2 separate regions of the Homo sapiens genome follow, and region 1 is linked to region 2. The links are chromatin loops, found by intact Hi-C in ENCODE. Cell type or tissue: A673. All regions are shown on one strand. Each heading gives the region's core, and the rest is flanking DNA. Links, peaks and the distances in the headings are about the cores only.

Region 1 (8,391 bases), core at 1,967-6,966, 77 kb after region 2:
TTCTACTATCTTTGCAGCTTCCTATAACTCTATGATTATTTCAAGATAAAAAATGTTAAAAAGAGAAAACTACATTTCTTTGGTGAAAATGTTTTTATTTTAATTTACATTTTATAACTACTTTTTCAAAATGGGATATTATTTTAGTTTTTTCCATTATTGTGAAATTTAACTGTCACGTAGAAATCTTGGATGACATTAGCAAATCAAAACAGGAATTTTCTTTCCTGAATATTACTTTACCATTTGAGTCACCATGGTTTTGAGATGGGAGCTATTGGTGTCGGTATTTATAGGGAAGGATAATGTGACTGCCCCATTCCCATTTTACTCAATCACAAGCAGGACTGCTCAGTAGGAATGCTAAAAGCATTCAAATCTCTCATTATGCCTCCCTTACCCAATGACCTAGTTTTATGAGTTGGTTGGCTGCTGTCAGAGGTACATTGGTGGCTGTGGAATGGAATTCTCCCTACACAAGGTTAAGTAGCCTATGTGATTCTCTTTGTAACCTTGACTAACTGAACTTAGATTAACTGCAAGTTTTCTCTTGTGACTGTCATGCGTTTCCCTAATTAATCACATTTTCCGGAAGCTCTATCTGTACAACTAACTAGACTAGATCTCTCTGCAGACATGGGAATAGAAATTACTCTGGGAATCTTGATTGTGTTACTGATTTGCATAGCGTTAATGATTTGTATGTTAATGCGATGGAGAGGCCGGGGACTGCATATGAGTAGAACCTGTTTCCTGTTTCCACTTCTGGAGCCATGCAGGGTCAACTTTACCCTTCTTTTTGAGTTTCTCTTCAGTTGCTTTTTGTTTGTGCTTTATATTTTATGGCTGGAATTTAATTTTAACTAAATTTATTTAGAATTTATTTGAAAAATTATTTTGAGCTCTCTGCTGCTGTAGCAGGTACTTTTACATACGCCATCTTATTACTCCAAACAGCAATCCTTAATTTTAACTAAAAATTTGGTATTTCAGTATTCCACTATGTTGGCATTATGTTTAAATGCCAAATTAAAAATTAAAAATTTGATGAGTACTGTCAAATGCATTCTATATGACACACACGACACTTAGATTTGTTTGATACAATAGAATTATTAAATATCCCCTAAGAGATTTAGTATCATTTCAGTGCATACAATGAAGGAAATTCAGGGACCATAGTCAAGAAGCTCATCTGTTGAAAAGAACTATACAAGATAGAGTAACCTGACATAGAATATTTTCATCCTACCATTTACTTACTTTTATTCCCGTACTGTTTATCTTTGAGGAAGTTTCTATTTCAAGTATTATTACAGATGTAGGAATAAAGGTGAGATGAATGATATTATATTCCAAGGTCTATGTAGTAGTTAAATGATAATGAAAACCACAGTTCATCATGGTAAAGCAAACACACTTGGAAATGTATTATTGTTATTATTATCATTATGACAGTGTTGAGAGGGGCTCAATTAATCAATCAAGGGTGTAGCCATCTGATAGAAAGATGGGTTTTGTAATAAGAGGTTTACTGTTGGGTGGCAGATGTGGCAGACAGCCCAGACAACAAGCTTGGAATGGTGAACTACACACATTCCACTGGCAACATTTATGGCACCGGAAGTGGTATCCATATGCACATATCTACTCAGAGGATCAGAAAAGGGGGAAAAAAAACTAAGAGCACATGTGTGAACATGATTATAAAGCAGTGGACTCCCAAATTATGAGCCAGCTTTCAAAATGCACCCATTGTATGAAATCCAGTTTTGTCTTCTTACAGGTAACATGTACTGCTTGTATCATAATACATGTAATTGTAATAGTATAACCATAGATGTGTTTTTATTCAGTAAATCAGCTCTTATGTAGTATGGTGGGTAGACTCCAAGATGTCCCTCAGTTGTCTCTGCTTCCTCATATCCATCCCCTTTTAAAATTCCCTCACCTTAAGTATGGGCTAGACTTATTGACTTGCTTATAATGAATAGAATATGGGATTATATTCTATCCCATAGAAGTGATGGGATGCCACTTCTGGTATTAGGTTATAAAAATACTATGGCTTCCATCTCAGGGTGCTCTCTCTTGGACTCTTCATTCTTTGTAGGGTGTATTAATCTGCTTGGGCTGCCAAAACAAAATACCATAGACTGAGTGGCTTAAACAACAATGTATTTTCTCATAGTTCTGGAGGCTAGAAATGCCAGATCAAGGTGCAGGCCAGTTTGGTTCCTGGTGAGAGCACTCTTCTTGGCTTGTGGGTGGCCGCCATCTCTCTGTGTGTTCGCATGATCTCATGATCTCTTTTTTGTTTGCACACTGGGAGACTTGGAGTTGGGGGTGGTGGGAGAGAGAGAGAGAAAGGAGAGGAGAGTGCTGGCACTTTGGTGTCTTTTTTTATAAGGACATTAATCCTATCAGATCAGGGTCCCACCCGTATGATGTCATTTAACTGTAATTACTTCCTTAGAGGCCCCATCTCCAAATAAAGCCACACTGGGAGTTAGAGCTTCAGTATATGAATTTTGAGGGAACATAAATGTGCAGTCCATAGCATGGGAGGCAGCCCTGTGGAGAGGCCCACGTTAGTGAGCTTGGAAGTGGATTTTCTACGGCCTGCCACCAGCCATATGAGTGATCTTTGAAGTGGATTCTCCGTCAGTTGGGTCTTGAGATACCTACAACCCTGGCCAACATTTTGATTGCAACCTCATGAAAGACTTAATCAATACCACCTAGCTAAGCTGCTCTTGAATTGATCCTGGTTGATCACAGAAACTAGGAAATAATAAATGTTGTTTTCAGCTGCTAAGCATGGTATAATTTGTTATGCAACAATAGATAACTAAAACATTTAATATTTGACTCCTCAATTCCTTTATCAGAAACTTTAGAAGTAGGATATATCACTAAGAGAGTCTGATTATCAGCAAGAAATGGAAGAATAGGGCATGTGAAAAGAGACTAACAACCGTCCCTTTATTTATCATCTTCTTTCCAGAAATGATTCGTATAATCTGTGAATATCCTGATGGATGTAATGATTTTACCTAGCTCAGGGAATTATGCATTTTATGGGAGCTACCTATAGGACTTTTGATTCTGCACATGCATTCTGAATAGAATATATGGAAATTCCTTGTTACTACGGGATTTCATGGATGCAACTGTCATTGAGTAAAATGTTTAGAACTATCTGCACATGGTCGACAGGGATGGAAGTTTGATAGACAGCAGGAGGTGGAAGTTGGCAAATGAATCATTTACAATTACGGTCCTGCCCAGCAACCCTCAAATTTCCTGAGTGCCCATGGTAAGGATCCATTTGCCTCCAGCCTCTTAAGGCTGTGGAGTACCCCCGGTCCATTGGCATGCTGGAGTAGTTACATTCGTAGCCAATTAGCAGGGTGGCACACACTCCGCCAAGAAGCCCCAGTCTCTATAGACCCGGTATAGAGAGTGAAATTAGCTGAGACAAATACCTGTTAATCCCCCGTTCTTGGCCGGCATGGAGCGCCTACTGTGCAGTGCTAATAGTTCTGGGAAATCCCAATTCCCAGTGTCAAGAGTTGAACAGACTAAGTCTGTTAAATGAAGAAATTTACAGCGCATTAGCTTTGATCAAGAAATGCTAGGTGCAAGTCTCTTAAACAAATGAAGGCTACTTGGGAATACAGGTCACTCTTTCTGGGAAGCTGTTTTTGAAGGACTTGATCTTCCTTCTTTCCCATGCCAGAGCCAGGGATAGAAAAGTGGCAGTTTGAGTGGCTGGACCTGGGGGAAGTAGAAAATAGTCTTATTTAGACAGGAGGGGACAGCTGAGTGACTCTACCGGAGTTTTGTCCAAGGGAGCTTGGATATGGTTTTCAAAAATGGGAAATTTGTGATAAAAATCGCAGGAGACCTTACAGCTTCCAGCGAAGGCTGGTTTATACTTATATGTGTAAGTTGCGCCCTCTGCTGGCTGGATCAAGCCATGTTCCCGTCCTCCCCCTTTCCTGGGAAAAACGTTTTGTATTTTCCCATCTAAATTATGTTTTCAGTTGCATTCTATCAGCCCGTTGCTGTCTATGCAAAGAATGAGGCAAGCAGAATTTAAATCGTGGCTTGTACCATTATGCCTGTCACTCAAAGCTCTGCATAGCGGTTCTCAGAGAAGGGCGAAGGATGGTTCTCAGAGAAGGGCGAAGGATTCGGGAGTTCTTGGGGACATACTATAAATTTTCAGATTCTGATTCCTTGGCTAAGTTTGCAGACATCCAGGTTCGTTTTTTTTTGTGTGGCATATCTTTTAATGTGACCATTGTTCCGCTGTGGAAGGCAGAAAAATCTTTCCTTAGTACCAGGAAATGCTTTTAATTCAGACAAGCTTTTATTTCTTGGTTGCGTCAAGTCTAAGGGAGTTTGGCGATTGCCCTCAAGCTTGGGATAAAGGCAATGGAAAGAGGATGAATAGAATCACAGCGAGACAGGAGGAGGGTGGGCTGATGAGACCAGTGAAGGGAAGAACTGATGATCTTACGCTCGAGTGTCAGTAGCCTTGTGTCTAGGAGGAAAGATGATTTACATTTTGACATGTCAGTGAAAGGAAACCCAAAAGAAGTGGTGCAACTAACAATTTGTTAAGAGCTTCTCAGGGGTAAAGCACTATTCAATTTTTTTTCCAAAAAAGGAAGAAAGAAGTATCCATTCCAGGGAAGGCAGGGGAGAAAATACAGCCCTGTCCCCTGAGATGAGGTAAGCCTGCCATGAGGAGTGGAGGTGGTAGATGGTGCTGTAGAATTTCATTTCTGGAAAGGCATATTCAAAATGTAGCCTAGGATGTTTGTGAAAATGAACCTATATCATCTTAATCCCTCTAGACATTGACAGGCATCATTTAACTCTCTCCCTCTACCCGCTGCACAGGGGTTGGCATTGTTTGGCGTGGTTGGCAGCACTAAACCCTATGACAAAAAACACAGGTGCTTTTATAAACTGGGATTAAGTCATATTTAGCAGAGACGTACAGCTGAGCTGTTTGGATAACCCTCTCCCTCCTCCAGTCGGCTTTAGTTGATGAAAGCATTCCCTAATACCTGCAGTCACTGTATGCTCATTTTGTTGATCCCAATTCATAAAAATAAAATCTACAGCAAAGAAGTTTCTATTGATGTCAGGCCCTGGAAAACTCTCTTTCAGGCTGAGACCACGCATACGGGATGTTAAGCCCTTACAACAATGGATTCCAGCTACTCATGTTTACCAAGAGCTAGGGATCAGGACCTATGCTGGTATTCTATAATAAAATATTATAGTGATTACACGGGGACAGTCCACGGGCATGTTTAATCTGTAACGTGTATGCAATATAATATTGCTGAAACCTTTTAGGTGGCTCTAAGCCCTGAGTAATAAAAAAAAAATCAAGCATTTTGCTTGCCATTGTGATTTTATAATATTGTATTTTGGCAGTTTTTCTTACACATGCTATATATTTGGGTTAATGATGATATGATAATCTGATCTTTATAATTTGAGTTTTCTTTTGTATACCAAAGTGTTTATGAATAATTCACCATGGTAATGGTTCGAAGCATGTGTTGCAGCGTCAAACAGGCTTGGATTTGATTTTAATAAATGTGTGATCCGAGATAAGTTATTTTGTTTTTGGACTTTAGTTTCTTTGGTTATAAAATGGGGATAATTATAGTACCTACTCATGGAGGATTTAGTTAAATTATGCATAAAAAGTTTAGTCTAGTTCTTGGCCTATGTAACTTCTAAAAATGTTAGCCGTGTAACTGGTACATCAAATAGATAAGACTTGGGATGAGATCAGAAAGCATAATTTTTTTTGGTTGCCCATTGTCCCTTTACATTTTGTTTTGTGGAGAAAGTTCTGTAGCCACTGGATAAAAATTTGGTTAAGCCCCAAGATTCCCTGGCTACTCATAGGACAAAGACAGTTCTGAGATGACTTTAATTTGCAAATCCAGACTCAATTCAGTTAAAATTGTTGGGTCCCAGATATTCCAAATGTGAATTAGAGTTAAATGTCTCTGTTTTCCTGCTTCTCTTTCCCTAGCTTGCTGTCCAAGTTTCCTGACCACTTTGGACTTGGCGCAGGGGAAGAGAGGAAGGGAAAGACGAGCAAAAGCGTTCCTATTTGCTGACCCTGTTTCAGGGTGGCTTTGTGATCTCTGGTCAAATGTTTAAAGATGATTGTCTCACAGCATCATTTTTGTGGGTTATGCAGGGACCCTCGACTGGGCCCCCTTTTGATTTGGGCATTGCCCCCATCCTCTCTCCATCTTTGCTCTGATGACACACCCCACAGCTTCTTCATTCTGGAGGCTCCATCCACAGTCAGCAGGCTGCCTTCATAGGCGGGGTTGACATCTGATCCCTGGGATTTATACACCTTTGAACTGTTACTGGAGGGCAGTGTAGTTACTTGCTAGATGCAGCCCTTTAATCTAATGTCTCCATTTACATTGCCTTTCTAAAGTGTGAGTCAACCAGCGGTTCACTGTATGCCATTTGCTGTTGAACACGTATTAAGCTTTCCAAGCCATGCCTTGGAGCCCATCTCACCTGACTTAAGGATAGAAGGGAGTGCCCCCATCCCATCTCATCCCCTTGGAAAACACAATGGTGAGACTCAGAATTCAGTCCTTTCCAAAAGGTAAAAATTTATTCTTCTTATGAATTATCTTAATTTCCAACACTCTCCTTTTATATCCTTGGCATGGATGAAATATGTAACTGGTACTTATTCTCCTACTATGAAATTTCCTCATGGTAGTCTATTTTACAAGTCATTTTGGTATCTGATGTCCAAGTGTCTCATTCAAAACTCCCAATGAAACATCCTCTTATAGCTGTTATCTATGTGAAAGATGTTTGATTTGCTTTATGCTTTTCTCTCATCTAGTTCCCATTGTGACCAAGTGGTAAAAACATGAGCTCTTTCTGAGAAACTTAATCATCTAAGTAGTTTTCCGAAGTGCTATTTTTTGGCCAGTTATTTTGATATTAGCCACAGAGAAAATGAGGCCTAAGGAAAATGTATTGATTTGCTATATTTTTAAGGTGGATTTCAAGGAGTTTTTATAACATTTGAATGTTTCAGAAATATGGAAGTATGCAAAATTGTCTGAAAGGTTGTTCATTGCAGTGTTGTTTGTAATGATGAAAAATGAAGACAATGTAAATGTCTAAATCTAGGTTAGGGTATTGGCTAAATTGAACAATGGAATACTAAGCTATTATTAAAGTGATATTGTAGAGGAATGTTTAATGACCTGGAAAGATGTTCATAACCCACTGTACATAAAAAAATGAAAAACAAAAAATAAAAAGGCATGTGCTGTATTTTCTTGTTTTGGTAAAAATATGCATATCTATACATAGAAAAAACACCACAGTGATATCCATGAAAATGTAAATGGTGCTGTTATATAAACTTTTCTTTATGTATATATTTTTAATATTTATTTTTAGTTTTAGTTTTTCTGGGTACATAGTAGGTACATATACTTATGGGGTACATAAGATGTTTTGATACAGGCATGCAATGTGAAATAAGCACATCATGAGGAATGGGGTATCCGCCCCTCAAGCATTTATCCATCGAGTTGCAAACAATCCAATTACACTCTTTAAGTTACTTAAAAACATACAGTTATTATTGACTGTAGTCACCCTGCTGTGCTATCAAATAGTAGGGTCTTATTCATTCTTACTATTTTTTTTGTACTCATTAACCATCCTCACCTACCCCCCAGGCCGCCACTGCCCTTCCTAGTCTCTGGCAAGCATCCTTCTACTCTATATGTCCATGACTTCAATTGTTTTGATTTTTAGATTCCACAAATAAGTGAGAACTTGCAATGTTTGTCTTTCTGTGCCTGGCTTATTTCATTTAACATAGTGCCCTCCAGTTCCGTCTATGTTGCTGCAAATGACTGGATCTCATTCTTTTTTATGGCTGAATAGTACTCCATTGTGTATATGTACCACATTTTCTTTATCTATTTTTTCACCTGTTGATGGACACTTAGTGCTGCAATAAACATGGGAGTGCAGATATCTCTTCAATGTACTGATTTCTTCTCTTTTGGGTATATACCCAGCAGTGGGATTGCTGGATCATATGGTAGCCCAATTTTTAGTTTTTTTGAGGAACTTCCAAACAGTTCTCTATAGTGGTTGTACTAATGTATATTGCTACCAACAGTGTACAAGGGTTCCCTTTTCTCCACATCCTTGCCAGCATTTGTTATTGCCTATCTTTTGGATATAAGTCATTTTATTTTATTTTAAGTTCTGGGATACGTGTGCAGGATGTGCAGGTTTGTTACCTAGGGAAACATGTGCCATGATGGTTTGCTGCACCTATCA
Region 2 (8,391 bases), core at 2,063-7,062:
GCTAAGGTTTGTATTTTCAGTAGAGACAGGGTTTTGCTATGTTGCCCAGGCTGGTCTCGAACTCCTGACCTCAAGTGATCCACCCACCTTGGCCTACCAAAGTGCTGGGATTACAAGCATGAGCCACTGTGCCCGGCCAACAGTAATTTCTTAAAATAAGCTCATACCCAGTCAATATTTAAATTTCCCCATTTGTGGCCGGGCGTGGTGGCTCATGCCTGTAATCCCAGCACTTTGGGAGGCTGAGGTGGGCAGATCAGTTGAGGTCAGGAGTTCGAGACCAGCCTGGCTAACATGATGAAACCACGTCTCTACTAAAAATACAAAAATTAGCCGGGTGTGGTGGCGGGCGCCTATAATCCCAGCTACTCAGGAGGCTGAGGCAGGAGAATCGCTTGAACCTGGGAAGCAGAGGTTGCAGTGAGCAGAGATTGCACCACGGCACTCCAGCCTGGGTGACAGAGTAAGACTCTGTCTCAAAAAAAAAAAAAAAAAAAAAAATTTCCCCAATTGTGCCATAAACATAGTTTTTAACAGTCTGGTTGTTTGAAATAGGATTCAAATAAGACCTATTCGAATGTAAATTAGTCCAGCCACTCCAGAAAGCAGTCTGGAGATTTCTCACAGAACTTAAAACAGAGCTACTATTCAACCTAGCAGTCCCATTACTAGGTATATACACAAAGGAAAGTAAATCATTCTACCAAAAAGACACATGCACTTGTATGTTCATTGCTGCACGATTCACAATAGCTAAGACATGGAATCAACCCATGTGCCCATCAATGGTAGATTGGATAAAGAAAATGTGGTACATGTACACCATGGAATACTATGCAGCCATTTACAAAAATGAAATCATATCATTTGCAGCAACAAGGATGGAGCTGGAGGCCATTATCCTAAGTGAATTAACACAGGAACAGAAAGCCATATACCACATGTTCTCACTTATAAGTGGGAGCTAAACATTGAGCACACATGGACATAAACGTGGGAACAATAGACACTGCAGACTACTAGAGGGTGGCATGGGTTGAAAAACTATCTATTGGGTACTACACTCACTACTTGGGTGATGGGATCCATACCTCAAACCTCAGCATCACGCAGTATTCCCATGTAACAAATCTGCACATGCACACCCTGTATCTAAAATAAAAGTTGAAATTAAAAAAAAATGGCCCATTCATTGCAATTTGTCAATATCTCTTTTCTCTTTTAATCTACAAGTCCTTTAAGTTTTTCAAAATTTCCTATTTATTTGTCGAAGAATCTGGGTTGCTTGACCTGTAGAATTTTCCAGGGTCTAGATTTTGCCAGTTGGATCCCTACGTTGAGATTTAACATCTTATTTTGTTTCCTGTATTTTCCATAAATTGATAAATTGGTAGTTAAACACAGAGACTTGCTCAGATTCAGGTTTGATTCTTTGGCAAGAATATTTCATAAGGAGTGTTGTATACGGGAGACACATAGTATCCAGTGGTTTCTCTTTCTGTGATGTTAACAGCAATTAATGATCATTGTTTAGGTACATTAATTCATTAGAGGTTATTCTAATTCTGTCATTCCTTCTTTGATTGTTAGCTGGAATACTTCTATGAACAGAAACTTTCCCTTATTTATTATTTGGTTACTGTGAGGCAGCCTTTGTTAAAAGAAGGCAAGATAAATGCTTGTTTCTTTCCTTTTATTTACCAGTTTTTATACAAGTGAATTGCTTCCTTTGCATCCACAAAGGTGATTAACAAGAGTTTAATTTTGGAGTTTTTTTTAAGTGATTTTATGAACTCATGGATTTTTCAAATATTTGATGCATTTAAATTAATTTCCATTGTTATTATTATTGATATTCCAATTATCCCCTATTTGGTTAATGGACTCTTCAAGTTGGCGCCCTAGTTCTTTTGATACAGCACCAGGATTATTATAGTTTCTTTGCTTTCTGGCATAACAGGGTGATCCAGGCTCATCTTACACATTTTTCTTGTCCTTGCTATTTCTCCAAAAAGTCCTGGTTCCTTTTAGTGGGAATTAGTATTTAGTAATCACAATCTGGGTCATGGGGTGCTCATTACTATTAGGCTAGCTCTTCTTATTTAATAATACATTCTTCTTTCTAGTTATAAAGATAATACATATTCACTCTATAACATTTGGAAGATACCAAAAATAATAGAGACTATCACTGTTTATATTTTGGTGTACCACATATGCCCATATATGAGTGAGGTTTTCTCCTGAAATTATCCCTCAGAAAAGAAGGCATCACTTTATATGTGAGTTCTTATAAAACCTCTTTCATTATGGGATGACCTCTATTTGGGCAAGACATATTAGTTTGAAATGATCTTAACTCCTGAGAGTTTTGGATGTTTATAGAAGTCACCTTGGAGCTCCAGTGGCACAATCGGTTAGTGCGTGGTGCTTCTACAGAAGTCACCTGATAAAATTTGTAGAATGGAGGCAAAAAAATTTAGCACGGATTCAGTAATTAGGCCTGGGTATATGACCTCACATTGCCAAATACTGAATGATGTTATAAATGAACCCTTTAAAAATAATCTTTTTTTCTAGGGCAGAAAGCATTAAGTATACATGTACATGATGAATGAAAAATCCAATATTCTCATGTTATGGAGATGGACACTTTTAGTTGGGATAAAATTTCTAGTGACAGCATCATACACAGGTTCAAATAATTATGTATCTCAGACAGAATGGATTTGATGGAGATGCAGACTCTAGAGAACTGTGGGCTTCAAACTTATTTACTTGTCAAGCCACTGAGAGAATTTTGAAAAGCAATATACTTTCTCATACTTTAAATTGGTATTTAAAGTTTTAATCACAAGGTTAAGTGGTTACAGAGGATGCAATTCTAGCATATTGTAAATATTGACATTTCAGAATAAAACTGCTTCAAATGCTTGCCACTCTTGGGAAAAAAATAGAATAAAACTGCTATGTCAGTCTTTAAATTTGTTTAAGGAAATCTAAATTCTATAATGATTCAATAAACCCATCTTCCCCTAAAAAAGCTCACAAATTATTTTAAAAATTTATGTTGTTATAATTTTCTATGTAATAATAATTACATTTCATTTTCCTCACAGAATTTTATCCTAACACAGGGAAGTCTCTCTATCATATTTCTTGGCAACAAATTGTACGTGTGCATGTGTGTGTATTTGAAATGTGAAAAAATTTTCCCCGTGATCATAAGGCATGTTACCAAATTGATCCCAGATAGAGTTACACAGTGGATCAAATTATACAATTGATCAAATTACAAATATTTGACAAATTTTGGTAAATGTTTATCAAACTTAAAAAATTATATTGGAAAAGAATCTCTCAATGAGATAGATGAGACCTTTTCTCCTTAATTGATGTATTAAAAGTAAATATTATTCATTGCCAGAATGAGACTGCATTTGGCATCAGTTATATTACTAGTTTCCTTCCTTCCTTCCTTCCTTCCTTCCTTCCTTCCTTCCTTCCTTCCTTCCTCTCCCTCCCTCCCTCCCTCTCTCTCTCTCTCTTCTTTTTAAGAGACAGAGTCCTGCTCTGTCACCTAGGCTGCTCACTGCAGTGTTGATCGCTGAGGCTCAAGCAATCCTTCCACCCCAGCCTCCTGAGTAGCTGGGACTACAGGTGTGCACCAGCACGCCCAGCTAATTTCTTTTTTTGTGGAAGCGGGGTCTTGCTATGTTGCCTAGACTGGTCTTGAACTCCTGGCCTCAAGCCATCCTCCTGCCTTAGCCTTCCAAAGTGCCACCACACCCGGCCACTTATTTTCATTTTCTGTAAATGGAAGTTCTGAGAAAACTTGTTTATATAAACAGAAAGTTGGAAATGGAAAGAGTTTTGTTTATAGCTATGTCACTTAAGTCTTTGAATTTTCTCCCAGTTAGATGCCAAAAATCACATGATAATCTATCATCAGAAATTATTTTTAATCGTCTGTTAGCTGACAACTCAATTTGGTCTTCCTTCAATTTTGTTGAAAGCAAAGACTTAGAAACCACCTTAAGTGCAAAAAAATTTGTTATGTAGTCATTAAGGTCTTTCACCTTCTCGACACTGATGCCGGTACCGTATTTGGAATTAACCCTTTGTTTGGCACCCTGGAGGTTTTTACATGCTTGTACAACATCCTATGGTAAAGGTAGAAAGGGGAGACTATGAAAGGGGAGGCAGACATGAGAACCTGCTCCTCTATCATAAATGTACTTTCAGGAGGTCGGTTTTTGGAAAAGAGTCTATAAATTTGAGGATCTGGGGACAGATTCTTTTAAAACTGTCACCAATGTACCACTTGGAAAACCTTTACTGTACTCCCAAGTGTATGCATTAACCCAGCTGGAGATTCTAGAATCTCGCTGTGAAAAGACTCAGAACATGATTCTGGTGATCACAAGCATGTAAGGAATGAGGATAGCATTATTTTATGCAATGTGAATGGGGGAAAAGAGAAATATTTTGAAATTAACATTCAGTTTATATTATATGTGATATTAAATAAGTATGTATAATTAATAATTAAATACTATAAGTAGATATTTGGCTATTTCATCCACATCCATAAGGGTTTAGATTATTATATAAGCTTGACAAAATGATTTTTGAGGGCAAACTTCACATTGATCCATACTTGGGTTGTTTCCACCTTTTGGCTATTGTGAGTACTGCTGCTATGAACACGGGTATACAAATATCTCTTTGAGATCATGCTTTCAGTAGCCGATTTACTTTTGTATTTTGCTTTGGCTGTATAATGTAAAAAATTTTAACTCATACGGATAAATAGTTGCAAATGGTAACAATTTGTAATAGCTCACCATGGAGTGTTATAACTCATCTGAATGTAAACTCATCTATAACACACAAGGCAAATTATGAGACATTTTAGTTCCAAAGTCAATCATTAGCAATACCTAAAAGCTTTTCTGTTTTTTTTAAACCAGTATGTGTACAATTTGGAAAGGATTTCTAGCCAGCTAAAATTTGTATCTTCTGATACAATTTCTGATGCTTTAAAGGAATTTTTGACCTCTCATTGTTCTTTTTTTTTTGTAAGCTATTCTCTCAAATGTTAAAAACAATCAGAGACATTTTGGGTTTTTTTTTTTTTTGAGGACTTCATACTTTGTTTCAGTTTCATTTTTAGCATTTATTTGTAATTTCAAAACTTGATAACAGTGTAACAGTGTAACTCTCTCTCTTGCAACAGTGTAACTCTTGTAACAGTGTAACTCTCTCTATTGCCAAAATGATTGCTTCTAATAGTAAATATCTAGTCAACAAATATTTATGGGACAGCCCATATCAGGTCCACAATTCACAAATAATGAAGAAAACATACGTAATCCTTGGCTTCATGGAACTCACAGTTTACTAGGGTTGATGAATAGTAAATAAGTAAACAGACAACTAAATAATTTTAAACCATGGGTTTTTATAATAGAAAATAACAGTCTACTGTAAGAATAACAGGGATAAATGCTTTAGGTGAGATGGGCAGCGAAGGCCTCTCTGAAGAGGTGACATTTAAGATGAGCCCTCATGGCAAGAAGGAACCTGCAATAATATGGGAAAAGAGCATTCAAACAGTGGGAGTAGCACGGACAGTGATTCTACAGCCTGAAAGAACTTGACGTGTTTGAAAAACTGAAACAAGATCCATGTAGTGGAAGCATATTCAGTATATTCATTTCCTGTCACTGCTGCAAAAACTTACCACAAAGTTAATGGCTAAAAACAACACACATTTACAGTTCGCGGGGGGGTCAGAAGTCTGACCCGAACTTTATGGGGCCAAAGTTGAAGTGTCACCAGGGCTGTGGTCTTTCTGCAGGCTCTAAGGGAGAATGAGTCTCCTTGCCTTTTCCAGCTTCTAGAGGCCACCTGCATTCCTTGGCTCATGGCCCCTTCCTCTATCTTCAGAGTACATCATTCCGACATCTGCTTCAGTCCTCACATCACCTCTCACTCTGACTCTCCTGCCTCCCTCTAAGAACCCTTGTGATTGCGTTGGGCCCACCTGGATAATGCAGGATCATCTCCCCATCTCAAGATCCACAATCACATCTGCAAAGCCTCTCTTGCCATGTAAGGTGACATTTACAAGTTCCAGAGATTAGGACATGGAAATTTTGGGGGCTGTTTTTCTGCCTGCCACCTTCAGGGAGTAGAGAAATGAGAAACAAAGCTGTATAAATGAGTGTACTATGTTCTATTTCAGAGATGTTTTAGTTAGCAGAGTTCGTATTCATTAGAGTTTAATGTAGGCTGCGATAACAAAGAGACCCTACAATATTTTGGCTTAAACAACATAGGAGTTAACTTCTGTTTCATGTAATAATCCTGAGGAAGGCAGTCCAGGGCTGGGAGGATGGCTTTGCTTCATTAGGTCGTTCAGAGGTCCAGGCACATTCTGTCTTGTTGTATTGCCAGCCTCAACATGTGACTTGCTGGTCATGGTCTAGGATGGTTATGAGTTCACACTCTAGTAAGTTGGAAGATGGAAAGGGACAGCAGGATACCACACTCATTCCTTTTACAGGCATGACCCAGGAGAGGCACATAAGATTTCCGCTCACATCCCAATCCCTAGAACTTTGTCACGTGATCACACCTGACTTCAAGAGAGGCCAGGACATGTAATCTTTGGCTAGATGGTTTTTGTTCAAACTAAAACTCAAGTGTTTTCTTCTTCTTCTTCTTCTTCTTCTTCTTCTTCTTCTTCTTCTTCTTCTTCTTCTTCTTCTTCTTCTTCTCCTTCTCCTTCTCCTTCTCCTTCTCCTTCTCCTCCTCCTCCTCCTCCTCCTCCTCCTCCTCCTCCTCCTCCTCCTCCTCCTCCTCCTTCTCCTTCTTCTTCTTCTTCTTCTTCTTCTTCTTCCTCTTCTTCTTCTTCCTCTTCTTCTTTTTCCTCTTCTTCTTCTTGTTTTGAGACAGGGTCTCATTCTGTTTCCCAGGCTGGAGTGTAGTGGCTGGATCATGGCTCACTGCAGCCTCGAGCTCCCAGGCTCAAGTGATCTTCTCACCTCAGCCTCCCAAGTAGCTGGGACTACAGGCACATGCCACCATGACTGGCTAATTTTTTAATTTTTAAATTTTTCTGTAGAGATAAGGTCTTGCTATGTTGGCCAGACTGGTCTTGAAAAGTGTTTCATTATTAAAGGAAGAAGAAGAAAATGGAAATTTGTCTCTGCAACAAATTTCTTTATAAAAGCATATTGATTTCATGTTTTATTTTAAGAATTAGTATTAGCACCTTCCCTTGAGACAGCCATTGGCCTCCAGTATAAAATGGAAATTATGACACTTGCTGCCATATAATTATAAAAAGTTCTGACAAGTTTGCAATTTAAGGAATGCTCCTTAATAAAATTGACAGTTTGCCTGGCGTCATTCAACCTTATTTTGAAAAATGCTGACATCACACTAATGCTTAGAGCTTGTCTAAATAGAATAAGAACTAGTGTAGTTGAAAGCAGTGTGGAGCCAGCATTGATACAAGTTGCTATTTCTCCAATTTATTCAGTAAAATGCTTACCACTTTATTATTGACTTTTGGGTCATAAATTAAAACTTATCAACATACTTAAAGACTGTGTTCCTGTTGAATAAGTGGTAAGTGTTTATATACAAGAGCCTTCCTCATAGTCATCTGGAAGAACATATACATAAAAATAGGCAAAAAGGACAAATACACAAATCCATTCACTTATGCTGATGAATTGCAGACTTGACATAACATATGCTCTTGAACAGATTCATAAGATATGTAGACTCTTGGATCCTATTTCAGCTGTTTCAGATAATAGTACTACTGATATGTTTGCAGCAGTTTGCTTATCTATCATTCATTCAGAAAATATCAGTTGAGCACCTACTATTTATCAAGCACTATTCTAGGTGCTTGGGGTACATCAATGAATAAAAGAGACAAATATCTCTTCCCTTCATGGAATTTACATTTGTGTTGCAATACCCATAGATCACGGTTTACTAAGCACTTAAACATGCAACATTTTTATTGAAATGTGCTCTATATACAGAAAAGCACACAAATTATAATCGAAAAGATGGATGAATTTTCCTAAAATGAACAAACCAGCGTAACCAGAACCCCAGATGCCCTTTGTATTGCCTCGGTCACTACCCTCTGGGAGTGACCACTATCCCGATTTCTAACACCACAGATTAGCTTTGCCTGCTTTTCAACTTTATATAAATGGAATCATACAGTACATGCTCTTCTGTAGCTGGATTCTTTTTCTCAACATTTTGTTCGTGGGATTCGTCAGGTGGTTTTGCATAGTTGTAGTTAGTTTATTCTCTTTACTATACAGTATTCCGTTGTGTGAGTATGCTACACTC

What was found. A loop is a pair of places that touch in the nucleus more often than their neighbours do. Peaks named below come from ENCODE experiments on the same cell type or tissue, not always from the same donor. Only the 100,000 strongest peaks of a DNase experiment are listed, where the experiment ranks them.
Region 1: it touches region 2 in a loop (7-fold over the local background); 2 of 110 quality-filtered maps call a loop at or near these places.

The regions. Positions count from the first base shown.
Region 1 is chrX:25,140,270-25,148,660 of GRCh38, forward strand. No RefSeq gene overlaps it. Among named protein-coding and RNA genes, the nearest start is that of ARX, 130 kb to the left of the region's middle. In A673, for the core only: CTCF peaks have their summits at 3,982 (motif pointing left) and 4,181; DNase peaks (open chromatin) are centred at 2,432, 3,472, 3,972 and 4,482; H3K4me3 peaks cover 1,367 bases; H3K27ac peaks cover 2,867 bases.
Region 2 is chrX:25,062,785-25,071,175 of GRCh38, forward strand. No RefSeq gene overlaps it. Among named protein-coding and RNA genes, the nearest start is that of ARX, 51 kb to the left of the region's middle. In A673, for the core only: a CTCF peak has its summit at 4,671; DNase peaks (open chromatin) are centred at 2,769, 3,527, 4,377 and 4,667; H3K4me3 peaks cover 605 bases; H3K27ac peaks cover 4,346 bases.